2 separate regions of the Homo sapiens genome follow, and region 2 is linked to region 1. Evidence: read pairs that join two places in POLR2A ChIA-PET (ENCODE). Cell type or tissue: CD4-positive, alpha-beta T cell. All regions are shown on one strand.

Evidence for each region. Peaks named below come from ENCODE experiments on the same cell type or tissue, not always from the same donor. Only the 100,000 strongest peaks of a DNase experiment are listed, where the experiment ranks them.
Region 2: POLR2A ChIA-PET joins it to region 1 with 14 read pairs; 9 of 35 experiments call an interaction of 5 or more read pairs at or near these places.

What each region holds. Positions count from the first base shown.
Region 1 is chr7:43,617,087-43,622,086 of GRCh38, reverse strand. STK17A (serine/threonine kinase 17a) reads right to left here. Exons shown (of 7, transcript NM_004760.3): 4 at 2,364-2,490. It also overlaps a transcript of COA1 not described here. Among named protein-coding and RNA genes, the nearest start is that of STK17A, 36 kb to the right of the region's middle. In CD4-positive, alpha-beta T cell, no CTCF peak of the experiment used is centred here; no DNase peak of the experiment used is centred here; H3K27ac peaks cover 4,046 bases.
Region 2 is chr7:43,676,368-43,681,367 of GRCh38, reverse strand. The region is part of intron 1 of COA1 (cytochrome c oxidase assembly factor 1); the gene reads left to right. Among named protein-coding and RNA genes, the nearest start is that of COA1, 51 kb to the left of the region's middle. In CD4-positive, alpha-beta T cell, no CTCF peak of the experiment used is centred here; no DNase peak of the experiment used is centred here; H3K27ac peaks cover 348 bases.

The DNA.
Region 1 (5,000 bases):
TTAAGGGCTTTGTACAGCAAATCCAATGAAATCCTTACAAATTCCCTATGAGGTCGGTACTATTACTAGCCCCTTTTTATGGACAGAGGAATCTGAGGTATAAAGAGATTTAAGGGCCAAGGTCACATAGATGGCAAGTACAGGGCCAGAACTCACACCAGTTTCTGTGTGTATGTAAAATGACTGTGGGAGGCATAAACTCACCTTTTAAAAGGTGAGTCACGGAAGGAAAAAGAGGAGAGTCCCTTTGTTTTTCTGTATTATGTACTTTTGAATCATTTTTAGTTTTTTTCTTTTTGGATTGAGCTTGTACTTCCATTATAATGTTTTGAGATGGGGAAAGGCTCTTGATAGAAAATTTAAAATTTACTAAGGAACAGAAAGCTCTAAAACAAATCACTAGCCTGGGCAACACAGTGAGACCCATCTTTACCAAAAAAACAAACAAAAAACTGGCCCGCTGTGCTGGCACGTGCCTGTGGTCCCAGCTACTCGGGAGGCTGAGGCAGGAGGAGCTCAAGTTGGGAGCTGCAGGAAGCTATGATGGTGCCACTGCATTCCAGCCTGGGTGGCAGAGTGAGACTCTCTCAAACAACAACAAAGAAAGCATTAAAACAAAACAAAAACCCACCTCATTCAGGGCAATAATTACTATTTTGATTTTTCAGCTCACAGACCTACATTCTGCAGTCTTGTGTATTTGAGCTTACAATGGTACCCATTAAATTTGGCTAAAACACTTGGGTTGCTGTTTTCCCTAAAGAAACACTATTAAGTCACATCCCCAAAACTAACTTAGTGGTCATGACGCATATTAGTCAGTGTACTGAAAATTAAGTATTCTGGCCCATTAAAATATATAAAAAATTTTAAAGGTTGTTTCTGTGCCTGTGGCATCTTTTATTATCTAATTAACTAAGGATCTTTTAAAAAATCTCTGAATTATTTTTTGAACTATCATTGCCATACAGGTTTGTTTTCTTCAACCCTATCGGCCCTCCTGAGTCTTTCTGTGCTCCGGATAGCTCTTTTCTTGTAACATCCTCAGTCCTTCAAGAACTACACACTCCTTTTACCCTCTTCTCTGAAAGGAGACCCTGCTCTCTTCATTCCCCCTCTTCTAGCCTGTATTTGCTCACTTCACACTTCTACCCTCAGGCACAGAGTCTTCCCTCAGGCCCAGGCCACAGCCTTCTCCATTCCTGCCACGGCCGCCCTCCTCTTCTCCCAGGTCTGCTGGCAGCCTAGGTGACTTCCACACTGATGTCCATGACCCAGACAGCCTACCTTCACAGCTTCTTGATTTCCTGGTCTAAAAAACTGCCTTTCCAGCCTTATATCCAAGGCCTCATAATTACAAAGAGCTATTTCACCACTGAAATTTTAAATATTAATATTCTTTTTTTTTTTTTTGAGACGGAGTCTCACTCTGTCGCCCAGGCTGGAGTGCAGTGGCACGATCTTGGCTCACTGCAAGCTCCGCCTCCCAGGTTCACGCCATTCTCCTGCCTCAGCCTCCCGAGTAGCTGGGACTACAAGTGCACACCATCACGCCTGGCTAATTTTTGTATTTTTAGTAGAGACGGGTTTTGCCATGTTGGCCAGGCTGGTCTCAGATTCCTGGCCTCAAGTGATCTGCCCACCTTGGCCTCCCAAAGTGCTGGGATTACAGGCGTGAGCCACTGCACTTGGCCTAAATATTAATAATCTAATCTCTGGTCACAACCTCTCAGTTTCACAGCCTTATTCTACAGATACCTTAAAAAGACCATCAAACTATTAATCTTTCAAACTCCAATTTTCCTCAGTCTATCAAAGAAAGTAATAGTTGACTTCTTTGATGATACGCCTACACCCATGGAGTATCATCATTCAGCTGCTTTCTTGCTGCTACCTTCAATGTTTAAGCTCCTTTTTCTTTCTGCCAGAAGCACTCAACCATGGATCCAACCAAATGCCCTCTCTGCTCCACACTTCTATGGAGCCTCAGACTTGGCAATTCCTTTGTCAATGTTTGTTATCAACCAGAACATCCTTAAAGGTCCTTACTTGTTAAATATCCTCCCACCCTCAGATAAGCTAATATCCTACTTTGTTAAGAAAATCCTCTCCTATTCCTTTTAGAAGTAATCCCTTCAAATTCTCTTAGCTCTGTAGTGAAGAGATAGTGAAGAGATCACCAATTTGGTATCTTACTCTTGAACGTTTTCCATTGTAAAATGTAATCCAAAGGAATAGATCTCTGATGGTAGAATTTCAACATAGTAGATAGCTGGCTCCACTATGAGTCATGCCACATGGACAAGTCCCCTAATGAAGGTGATGCCTGACCCCAGAACAAAACTACTTTTATGAATACTTACCCACATATTCAGGGGTACCCATAATTTCTCGGAGCTCTTCACTGTTCTTCAATATTCTTGAAAGGCCAAAATCAACAATCTTAATGTCACCCAATGGAGATTCACTTGTCAACAGAATATTCTGAGGCTAAAAGAAAATACACCCCCGCAAAAATCAATATAACTATGATTAAGTACACAAAACATGCAGCCCATAAAACATATTTCACCTATGAAACTGAGACTGAGGAATTTAACAGTAAACAGTCATTTGTTAAAGAAATATTTTTACAATTTATTGCCTATGTATAAGGCAGCAGGCCTGTACTCTCTTGTATTTTCAATCTCTTCCCCTACTCTGGCTCTTCCTCAGCATATAAATATGTTTCTATCCCTACCTTATGGAAACCATTCCCCATGATCCTGAATCTCCTTGCATGCAGCACGCTTGCTCCTACTATTCCCTCAAAGCTCAGCTTCTTGAAAGCATGGTCAAGCACAATTGGTATTGTTTTCTCAGTGCAACTAAATCTCTTCTGACCCCTTGACTGAATCTGCCTTCATTAAGGTCACAATAACTTCAATAATCAAAGACCCACCAAATCCCGTCTGTGTCTTTCAGGGACTATTTTGCATGCAATGATTTCTGTAGCACTGGGCACTGTCAAGCATCCTTGTATTGTTGAAATTCCTCCCCATTTTCTCCACCTTGGGTCTCTTCCTTCTTCTACAGATCCCTCACAATTTTCTCAATGTTTTCCTTCTGTCCTCCTTTTAAATATTTGTGTTGTTCAGGATCTCTCGCTGCATGGCCCTCTTCTCCCACCACTCTGCATTCTATTTTGGAGCGATTTCATCTACTTCCAAAGCTTCAGCTGCCACTTACATACTGATGACTTCTACCCTAAGTTCTCTCTGGACTTGTGAGTGGGGATATGTGGGGTGAGGACATGTACAGTAATGGGAAAGAGCTCCCCAGAGCCACAGAATCAGTGAGGTTCATATCCATGGAGTCATTTTTACCCAGTGGAAAATAACCTAAGATACTTTCACATAAAAAGACAAGCAAATATATTATGGACTAGAATGTAAAATTCATTAAATTTTTAAAACACGAAATTTGAAAGGAAAGTTTGTGCTTGCATTATAAAGGGTCCTCACTTAATGTTTTCTGCCATTAAGAATATTTCCAAAGGTAAGCTGAGAAACACTGGTAAATTACAAATACTTCACTCTAACACCCAGTGTTTTAAGATTGGGCCCCTGCTTCCTTTTCAAGATTAATCTGTCACGGCTCCAAAGGCAATCTGTGCTCCAAATCAAACAGTCTGTAATCCCTAAATAACACAGCTACTCCCACATCTCATGCCTTTACACACGTACTGCCTTTGTTCAGGACGCCCTCTCCCCTTTTCTGCCTGACAGATTTATTCTCATCCCTCATTCCATGCATGATGGGTCTCAATAAAGAACCAATTCCTCTGTAAAGCCTGCCCTGGCCTCCCCTGCTCCTTCCAGGGAGGGCTTAATGGCTGCCCCGTCCCTGCTCCACAGCATGGTGTACACAGCATGCTTACTCTATTGTTCTGTTAGCTGTTTGTTTCTGTCTCCATCACATTGGTCCTCTAGATGTATAGAATGAATGTTCACATTTCCTTTCCTTCCATTCATATTCTGCCCCTCCATCTGACTTCTGTCCTCTCATTCCACTACAAATCACAAAATCCAGTGATATTCTTCAATGCTTTTTTCTGGACCCCTCCCTTAGCAGTGTTTGACAAAGTTAACCACTCCTTCCTTGTTTATATGTTATCTTTCTCTTGGCTCCCATGACAAAACACTGTCCTGGCTTTCTTCCTATCTCTGGCTGTGTCTTCCATCTCCTCTGATGGGCCACCTTCTTTTACCTGGTCCACTGGATGCTGGGTTTCTCAAGGCTTGATCTTGAGGCCTTTCCTCTTTTTACTCCAAACTCTCAGCTTGCATGATCTGCACCCAAGGCTTAAATATCACCTACACCTTAAGACTCACAATGTTTTTCTCTCTTTCAGACCTCTTCAACCAGCTGCTTACCTATTATCTCCCCTTTGATGTCTCAAAGGTACCTCAAATTCAACATGACCAAAAACAGACTCCTATTTTCCTTCCTAAATCATATTCTCCCTATGCCAATGACAGGCGTCTCAGTGAATGCTATGATCATCCCTCAGAATAGGAGAGAACACTAACAATCATCTTGGCCATTCCTTTCCTCCCCGCTCTTCCATTTAGCTAACATGTCACCATAGTTGATTTTAAATACTAAATTCCAAGCATTTCTAGACTTTGCCTATTTCTCTCCATCTACGGAAAATTAAAGCTACCTTTCTTGCTCTATTGCAATGGCCTCTTCAAAGGTTTGCTAGGATCTGTTTTGCCCACATTGAAGCCAGAAGGTTCTTTTGTATTATATAAATTGGATCTGTTGTCCCCTTTCCTAAACCCTTCCACAGCCTCCCATTGCTCTTAGGTAACCTCCAAACTCCTTCGCATGGTGTGCATGTCCTGAGGTCCAGCTTCTGCCTAACTAGCTCTCCAGACTCATCATATGCCATGATCCCCCGGCTCCATGAAGCTGGGTCCCACGGGACACTTTCCAGTCTCATACTTGCCATGCTC
Region 2 (5,000 bases), 59 kb before region 1:
ACCTCTAGGAAACCAAAACAAAGTTATAACAAAAAATCAGAATGAGATTTTAAAAGGAGCTGGAATAAAGATGACCAAAAGAAAACAGTGACAACAATCTAAAAATGCAATAGCCAAAATCTGTAATGGCAGTTGCACATAGCAGAGCTGATCCTGCAGAAAATGGAGTCAATCCTATATACGATGAATGGGTCAATCCTATAGTATTTATTTGAGATTTTTTTAGGAGGAGAAAAAAATGACAGAAATGATGAGGGTAAAAATGACAGATACTGAAGACAGAGAAGTGCCATACTGATGAATAAGTTCCTAATGGAGAAACCAGAATAAATGGAACAGAAGCAAAATATAAAAGCAGAAGGAAACTTTCTTGAGCTGAAAAGTACCCCCCTCCCCAGAGACAGGGTCTCACTATATTGCCCAGGCTGGAGTGTAATGGGGCAATCTTTGCTCACTGCAACCTCTGCTTCCTGGGCTTAAACCATCTTCCCATCTCAGCCTCCCGAGTAGCTGCAACTACAGGCACACGCCACCATACTTGGCTAATTCTTTTGTATTTTTTGTAGAGATGGGGTTTTGCCATGTTGCCCAGGCTGGTCTCGAACTCCTGGGCTCAAGTGATTCTCCTGCCTCTGCCCCTCACAGTGCTGGGATTACAGGTGTGAGCCACCATGGCCCAGCCACTTCAGCTGAAAAGTTCTGAAGCTGTAGTTCCACAGCGTAGGCTTATTGTAGGCAAAATTAATGAAAATAAATCTCTGTCTGTCTCAATTCTGGTAGCATTTATAATTTTTGGAGATAAAGGGAAAAACTCATAGATTTAAAAACACATAGGCTACTCTAATGATATAGAAGTCAGTCTTACTTCATTGCAGATTTCTTTTTATTTATCCTGCAATGCATTCATTTGGCTTCTTAAATCTATGATTTGGTAATTAGTTCTGGAAAAAGCCACTAACTGATAAAGTGTTTCTTTTCTCTATTCAGTTTTTGAAACTTTAATTAAAGACGTTTTGGGCCCTCTTTTATACCCTTTACATTTCTTATGCTCTCCTCCCTACTTACTTTTTTTTTTTTTTTTTTTGTCTCCCTGTCCCAAATTCTGTATGGTAACTTCCAAGTGTGTGCTGGTGAAATGGCTCTCCGGGGAAAAAGAAGCCCTGATTTGTAGCATTTGTTGATTTCCATAGTATAAATATCCTTATCAAGGGTAGTTTCAGGCAACCAATTTGACTTTACTGATGCAGAATTAGGAAGAGCTACACATAATTGGTTCTTGAAAGCTTATTCAAACTACTTCCAGCATATCTCTAGACTTGTCTTTTGTCTTTCCATTATTTATTATCTCTGAAGGTGAATCTAATCTGTTAAACCTTTCCATTCAGTTCTTAGTTGGAGTTATATTTTATTTTTAGTTCTAGAGTCTCTATTTTTTCTTTTAGAAATCTGTTACTATTTATAGTGTTTAGTTCTCTGCTAAATGTTTCCAACCTGTCATTTTATTTCTTCTGTCACAGAAAACACATAGAATCTGCATCTGATAATCCACTTTCTAAGGTTCTTTCCTGACCCCTTTTCCTTTCTGCTGCTTCTTATTCCTACATTTCTTGCATACTCCACTATCCTTGACTGGGGCCTGGATATTGCATTTGAAGAATTATTTATAAGACTGATTTTAAGTCCACAGCGTAGGTACTTAGACAGTGTGCACTTGTGTCTGACCGAAACTTGGGAGTATTCTAGTCCAGGGGATGATTACAGACCCAAGTTTGAAGTTTGAGAAAAGCAGTGTGATGTTAGACCATAATCTAGTTCATGTCATTCTCACTGTGAGGATGTGCCCCTTTAGGATTCCAGTTTATTGTGAGGAGAATCTCAGATTAGATGGCCCTTGTTGTGTGGCCCTCAGCTTTATTTCTATCTTGGTCACCCTGAGAATCTTTTAAAACATAGGTTCTAGTTTCCCATGACCAATAAAGATACTTTAGAGGAAATGTGGTTTCAGAACTTGCTTTTCATGCTGAGTTTTCATTCTCCTTGTACTTTTTTTTTTGTGGTAAAATATAACATAAAATTTAGCATTTTTTTTTTTTTTTTTTTTTTGCAATGGAGTTTAGCTCTTGCCCAGGCTGGAGCACAGTGCTGCGATCCCGGCTCACTGCAACCTCCGCCTCCCGAGTTCAAGTGATTCTCCTGCCTCAGCCTCCCCAGTAGCTGGGACTACAGGCGCACGCCACCATGCCCAGCTAATTTTTTGTATGGGGTTTCACCATGTTGGCCAGGCTGGTCTCGACCTCCTGACCTCAAGTAATCAACCCGCCTTGGCCTTCAGAAGTGTTGGGATTACAGGCGTGAGCCACCACGCCTGGCCCTCAAGATACTTATAAATTTTCCTTTTGATTTTTCTTTGACTTAAAGGTGGAATTGGTGGATCATATGGTAATTCTGTGTTTAATTTTTTGAGGAACTGCCATATTTTCCACAGCAGCTGCACCATGTTATATTCTCACCAGTAATGCCATAATGGTTACAGTTTCTCCACATTCTAGCCAACATTTGTTATTTTCTATTTTTTTTTAAATAATTGCCATTCTAATGGGTGTGAAGTAGTGGTGTCTTATTGTGGTTTTGATTTGTGTTTTTCTGATGATGTTGAGCATCTTTTCATATGCCTATTGGCCATTTCATATCTTCTTTGAAAAAACATCTGTTCAAATCCTCTTCCCATTTTTGAATTTGCCTATTTTTTGTTGTTGAATTTTAGGAGTTCTTTATATATTCTATATAGTAGTCCATTATCAGATGTGTGAGTTGCAAATATTTTTTCCAGTACTGTGGGTTGCCTTTTAACTCTGTTGATAGTGTTTTCAGTTTCGATGTAGTCCAGTTTTGTCTATTTTGTTCTTTTGCTGCTTGTGCTTTTGATATCATATCCAAGTAATCATTGCCAAATCAAATGTGACAGAACTTTCCCCATATGTTTTCTTCTAAGAGTGTTATACTTTTAGCCCTAATGTTTATGTATTTGATCCATTTTGAGTTAATTTTTGTGTATGTTGTAAGCTAAGGGTCCAACTTCATACTTTTGCATGTGGATATTTATTTTCCCAGTGTTATTTGTTGAATTCTCTTTTTAGTTTTTACTTGGTAATTTCTTACTATCTTGTAATTTTTCAGTTCTTTTGAAAAGATGTTTTAAAATACTTTATACAAATTACTAAGTTGTTTTCAACAGGAAGGTTCATCTCTCAAACCCAACTCACTGTTATTAGTAATAGGAAAAATTTAGTGTTTCAAATCAACTTGATGAGAACACATGTGCTACCTGAATCCTCTAGGAGGGAAATTGCCTGTAGTCAGTGTTGTTAGTTTTTAAATACTGTTTGGTTGCAATTTTCATGGGAAAAAGGTACAGCTCATTAGCACATATCTGTATCTATATATGTATATATTTTGTATAACTAAATTCAGTAGGCTGAATTTCATCTTAGATTATAAACCTTTTTAAGTATTAAAAGACTTGTTAGAGGAGCAAATTACAATTTTTTTTTTTTTTTTTTTTTTTTTAAGACAGAGCCTCCCTTTCTCACCCAGGCTAGAGTGCAGTGGTATATGATCTTGGCTCACTGCAACCTCCTTCTCCTAGATTCAAGCGATTCTCTTGCCTCAGCCTCCTGAGTAGCTGAGATTACAGGCATGCACCACCACACCCAGCTAATTTTTGTATTTTTAGTAGAGGTGGGGTTTCACCATGTTGGCCAGGCTGATTTCGAACTCCTGACTTCAGGTGATCCACCCTTCTTGGCCTCCCAAAGTGCTGGGATTACAGGCGTGAGCCACTGAGCCCAGCTACAGAACAAAGATACAATTTTTTGTCAAGGATATGGGAATCATTAAAGCATTCCTGTTTCTCTCTTTTATTTGGCAAACCTCTGTTTTATTATCCCAAAACTTACTAAATAATAATTTTTCCTTTTTTGGTCATTAAATAAGTTCATACACCACATATATTAAATAAACGGTGTTAGAGTTTGTCCTTCCTTTTATGTTGTTAACTGAAATGGGTTTCTTTCCCAGATGTTTTAAAAGAGCATTTGTTGAGGAATAATGTAGTTTTTAAAGACTCCACAGTTTCTTTACCAATGCTGTAAAAGTTATGTTTAGAAAGAATTGAGTATTTTTCTCTATAGTATTTCCATGAACTTTCTTCTAATATTCAACATGAGAAATCTGAAAATGCTTACAAGAAAAACATATAGAAAGCAAAGAATTCTTAAGGCCAAGAAAGTGGAACATTAAGCATTTTGATCTGTTAGGCATCGTACAAAGGATGAAGAGACCCACCCCAAGGGGACTTAACAGTTGGCAAGGACAACCATAGTATCATAAATAAATTAAGCTAGAAAAAATACTAATGCATACTGTACCTCTATTATTTTAAGAGTGTAGAGCTTTCTTACACAATTCTTAGTGATAAATTCTCTTTGCTACCATTGACCATATAGTTTAAAATTTTCAGTTATTTTTTTCAGCCAACTTTGGATGTGTTCTGAAGTTTTTTTTTTTAAATTGACACATATTAATTGTACATATTTATGGGGTACAATGTGATATTTTGATACATGTGTACAATGTGTAATGATCAAGCCATGGTAATTAGCATATCCATCATCTAAAACACATCATTTCTTTTTGTTGGGAACATTCAGTATCCTCTTTTTTGCTGTTTGAAACTATATATTATGTTACCTATAATCATCCTACTGTGCTTTAGAACACTAGAACACTAGAATCTTCTGTTCTACTTTTTACTTATATGAGATCAACTTTTTTTAGCTTCTGCACATGAGTGAAGATGTGGTGGTGAACTTTCTGTCCTAGCCTATTGCACTTAATGTCTTCTAGTTCCATCTGTGTTGCTGTGAATGACAGGATTTCATTCTTTTTTTGTGGCTGAATAGTATTCTATTGCGTATATATACCACATTTTCTTTACCCAT